2 separate regions of the Homo sapiens genome follow, and region 1 is linked to region 2. A link is an interaction called in ENCODE POLR2A ChIA-PET data of the cell type or tissue named here. Cell type or tissue: OCI-LY7. All regions are shown on one strand. Region 1 overlaps USP44 (ubiquitin specific peptidase 44). Region 2 has its middle 34 kb from the start of NDUFA12.

Evidence for each region. Peaks named below come from ENCODE experiments on the same cell type or tissue, not always from the same donor. Only the 100,000 strongest peaks of a DNase experiment are listed, where the experiment ranks them.
Region 1: POLR2A ChIA-PET joins it to region 2 with 5 read pairs; 1 of 35 experiments calls an interaction of 5 or more read pairs at or near these places.

The regions. Positions count from the first base shown.
Region 1 is chr12:95,530,283-95,532,782 of GRCh38, forward strand. All of the region lies in intron 2 of USP44 (ubiquitin specific peptidase 44), which reads right to left. Among named protein-coding and RNA genes, the nearest start is that of USP44, 20 kb to the right of the region's middle. In OCI-LY7, no CTCF peak of the experiment used is centred here; a DNase peak (open chromatin) is centred at 1,499; H3K4me3 peaks cover 696 bases; H3K27ac peaks cover 837 bases.
Region 2 is chr12:94,968,670-94,971,169 of GRCh38, forward strand. No RefSeq gene overlaps it. Among named protein-coding and RNA genes, the nearest start is that of NDUFA12, 34 kb to the right of the region's middle. In OCI-LY7, no CTCF peak of the experiment used is centred here; a DNase peak (open chromatin) is centred at 992; H3K4me3 peaks cover 1,135 bases; H3K27ac peaks cover 1,507 bases.

The DNA.
Region 1 (2,500 bases), 560 kb after region 2:
TTGAATTAAACAAAAAAAACAAAAACAAAAGCAAAAACACACAAAAAGCCATCCCAGTCTGGGTGTAGTGGCTCATGCCTGTAATCCCAGCACTTTGAGAGGCCAAAGCGGGAGGGCTGCTTGAGCCCAGGAGTTTGAGACCAGCCTGGGCAACACAGTGAGACCTTGTCTCTATAAAAAAAATAAAAAATAGAAAGGAAAAGCCATTACAGCAACCAACTGTCTTAAATCTCCTGAGAACCAGTTCCCTAAGAGTGTATTAAAGAAAGAGAAGCAAAAAGCTGGTACAATAATTTTTATTAATTTGAAAATACATTTATAAAGGAAAAAATAAGCACATAGCAACTTTCATACTACTGGAAATATAGATAGATAGATAGATAGATAGATAGATAGATAGATAGATAGATATAAAAGAAAAACACTTTCTGGAAAGAACTTTGTCACCAAGTATCAGAAGTCTTACTCTGACAAAGTCAACTTCTAAGACTCTGTCATAAGGAAGTCAGAAAAATTAATTGATGACATTATAATAATGAAAAAAATTAAAAACAGTCAACAATAGGGGAATGGTTAAGTTACGGTATAAACATACGATGTGGCCAGGAGCAGTGGCTCATGCCTGTAATCCCAGCACTTTGGGAGGCCGAGGCGCGTGGATCACAAGGTCAGGAGATCGAGACCATCCTGGCTAACATGGTGAAACCCCGTCTCTACTAAAAACACAAAAAATTGGCTGGGTGTGGTGGCAGGCGCCTGTAGTCCCAGCTACTTGGGAGGCTGAGGCAGGAGAATGGCGTGAACCCAGCAGGTGGAGCTTGCAGTGAGCCGAGATCGCGCCACTGCACTCCAGCCTGGGCAACAGAGTGAGACTCTGTCTCAAAAAAACAAAAACAAAAACAAAAAAAAACATATGATGTTAAATAGCAGACATATACCAAAAAAAACACACAAAAAAATTATGAACATTGAAATGTTTTGAAAAGAATGATGAAATATTTTTAATTATTGGAAAATAATTACAATATTAAATGGGAAAAGCAGATAAATGCAAAATGACCAATTATGGGAAAAAATATTTATACATGTGCAGGAGAAAAAAAGACTAGAAAATATACCAAAATATAAATAGTTTTACCAATGGATTGTGGGGTTATAGGATTAGAGAATGATTTTTCTTTCCTTCTATATAGATTTCCTATATTATATAGGTTTCCTGCAACTATATGTTGCACTCTGTAACAGTGTATTTTAAAACTTTTGCATAAAAAGGAAATGACAGAGAAAGATGGAGAAGTAAAATTGCAGTACAATTCTTATTTGCTAATTGACACAAAATCTTTGCATTTCTGAAACACTGAAAAATAAACTTCATAGATATTCCTTAAGAAGAATTACATCTGAAATACTTAAACAACATTTTAGGAAAGTATGCTATAAAAACAAAAGATGGCCTTATTACAATGCAAGTTGAACTGAAGAACAGAGGCAGGTGTGCAGGGGGAAGGAAATGACCTAAAAGCCTAATAGCCTCAGTTATAAAAAAAATTTTGTTTAAATTTGTGTGTTATGGGAAAGTAGAGAACCTTATGTCTATTAACAGTTCACCAATAAGTCCACTCAGTATAGAGAACCTTTACTTCGAAGATTCTGGTTTTATAGTCCACCTTATCATGACAAAGGAAACTTTTGAGTAGTAATTAAAATAAAGGAAAATCATATAAGATTATTCTAGATGAAATCACATTTGTTTACCTTAAAATTTCCCTACCTACTTGTTAAAGCTCTCAGACCATGACCCTTTGATTTTATAGGAAGTCCTCCAGGGCTACTCCTTGGTCCCTGAAATTGCTCAAGTGTGCACCATTTTCTTTCTTTCTTTGGGTTTTTTTTTTTTTTTTTTGAGACGGAGTCTCGCTCTGTCACCCAGGCTGGAGTGCAGTGGTGTGATTTCAGCTCATTGCAACCTCCACCTCCTGGGTTCAAGCGATTCTCCTGACTCAGCCTCCCAAGTAGCTGAGATTACAGGCGTCTGCCACCACACTCAGCTAGCTTTTGTATTTTTAGTAGAGATGGGGTTACACCATGTTGGTCAGGCTGGTCTTGAACTCCTGACTTCAGCTGATCTACCCGCCTTGGCTTCCCAAAGTGCTGGGATTATAGGTGTGAGCCCCCACGCCCGGCCATGTGCACCATTTTCATCCCGAGAATAGCAGCATCTTTAAATCCGTTCCCTCTGGGATTAAACCCTCCTCTTCTCAATCCCTCAGATAATGAATGTAATATTGGTAACCTAGAGAGCTCCGTCTCCTGATTTCTCCCTCCCTCCAAAAGCTTTTGCTACCATAGATGTAAAACTACTTCCAATGATTCATGAAAGAAGGAATTGAGTGAGCTGATTTCTCTATACATATTTATAAAAACAATCTATTTTGACCTGAAAATGGTACTAGCTCAACACACTAGATGTACATAGAATATGCCTTTTTATAGGCTACAC
Region 2 (2,500 bases):
GTTCATTTGCCAAGCTCCTCCCAAAACTTTTACACTAATCTTCCATGTTGCTTTTCTCCATCTCTGACTATCTAGCCAGTGACTGGTTACGGTTACAGATCCTCACCTCAGATCATGTTTCTCTCAAGTCAAAGTACATGATAAAAGACAGTGCTTGGAATTCTGCCTACAAATTGAGATTTGCCCTCTACTGTCCTTCAAGACCACCCCAAATATACACAGTACATTTCTAGCTGATAGTGCCTATTGTTCATGGTATCTGTAAGCCAGGTTTGGTTTTTTTCATTTTCAGTTAACTGGATAATAATGCTCCACAAGGGTAAAGGGACAGATTGGTAGGGGCGAGGTGTGGGAATAGAGTAGTTAAAGGCACAGGGTCGGGAGAAATCTGTTCAAAGGAAATGTGTCTTCATGGCCTGTCTGGTCCCACCTGCTAGGTGATGGAGTGCTGCTGGAAATGGTCAACTTTATGAGTAGATGGATTAAATAGCACCTGGTGTCCCATAGCCTCCAACATCCCCAGAAGCAAATTAGAACCGTTTCTCAAAAGGAGAATAGTAATCTTCCAGAAGGGGGTATGACCTTGCTCCAAAGTCCTGTGGGCTTCCATTGTGATTCTCCTGGAGAAATTTGTCTCTGACTTCAATAAGTCTCCCAATCAGCCAGATAGACTTTGAGAGGGCTGAGCAGCAGAGCTGCTTGGACTGCAGACTGGGCCACCTACAGGGACTATTTTTGCTCTGCCAGCTTTTCAGGTCACCAGGTAAATAAATAAGTGCAAAACACCTGTATGTTATATGCTGTCTCAAAAGTCCAGGGCTCAAAAAGCCAAAACAGCACACTGAATAGTCTCTTGAAGGCACTGAATTCAACCTGATCCAGCTAAGTAAGGGATACTCAGGACATAGGGCTGTAGTAGACTAGTTTCTTATGAATGAGGAAGTTTCAAAATAACTGGTTTTTGCATGTTGGTTCTTTAGCACAGTTGTTCAAAACATTGGCTGTAAATGGAACCACAAGGTGGGTGCAGGGAGAGGTTTTAAAAATTACTGATGCCTGGAACCTGCCTTCAGAGATGCTGGTCTGATTGCCTGGCTTCTAGATTATAAAAAAGCTAATATGCAGCCAAGGGCAAAGACCATTGTTCTAGTTCCTTCTAGATGTCCCTATACCAATAGGCAGGGTCCCACTCTATCCCTTCATTTTCATATAGGAAACCAAGGAGGTAAGCTAACTCATATAATTACCCTGCGTTTCACTTATAACCCGAAAGGTATCTGAGACAGGTCTCAATCAATTCAGAAAGTTTATTTTGCTGAGGTTAAGGCTGTGCCTCTGACACAGCCTCAGGAGGTCCTGACAACATGTGCCCAAGTGGTCAGGGTACAGCTTGCTTTTAGACATTTTAGGGAGACATGAGACACCAATCAGTATGTGTAACATGTACACTGGTTCCGTCAGGTAAGACTGGACAACCTGAGATGGGGGCTTCCAGGTCATAAGTAGATAAGAGACAAAAGGTTGCATTCTTTTGAGTTCTTGAGCAGCCTTCCACTGAATACACTTTAGTCCGGCTCAGTGAATCCGTATTTTTAAATAAACAATAAGGCAGAGGAAGCAATCGGTATGCATTTATCTCCAGTGAGCCTCAGAGATGACTTTGAGTTCTGTCTGTCCTTTGTCCACAAGGAATTTCAAGGAAGGAGATATGTAGCTTTTTATCTTTGTAGCTATTAATATCTTATTTAGGGATAAAATGGGGGTCAGGTTTGCCTGACATAGTTTCCAGCTTGACTTTTCCCTTGGCTTAGTGATTTTGGGGTCCCAAGACTTATTTTCCTTTCACACACTTGATGCCTTGAGTTGAGATTTGAGAATCAAGGTTTATTCTCTCTTAAGTCATTCAATGCCCTTGGAAACAACCACCTGACTCCATAATCCTAGCATTTCTTTCCATTGCTATTAAATTGTTCCATGGTGGCTGCTAACCAGTCTCCAGGGGCCTTATCCTAAGGGGGCTCATGGATTCTGGTGACTAAAGGCAATAGCCTGCTAAGCTCCTTGATCACTGGAGCTGTGAGCTTTCCATCTGGAATGCAGAGAGATGTGGGCCTTTCACCCTACCCAGACACAACAACCAGTTCCAAAGATCCCGCATCATTTCCTTGAAGGTCTTTTGCCTACCTCTGGTACCAATCTGGATATTAAAGACTTTTTTATTTGTAAGCAACAAAAAAAATCTGTGACCCTAGTTAGCTTAAAGAACTAAGAATATATTGGAATAGAGTCTAGGATAGTTTACAGTTTAAAATGAACCATTAAAGAACCAGACTCAGGAAATACGATATCTCTGATAACCTCCTTAGAGAGCGTCAATAAAAGCCACCCAGTTTTGATGACTTTCAGCCTTCGTGTCTCTCCATTCAAGTTCCAAATTCCCATGAGAAAATCTGGCTTGGCTTAGGTCTTCCCATATAATGAGCTATGGTAGTAAGGTACG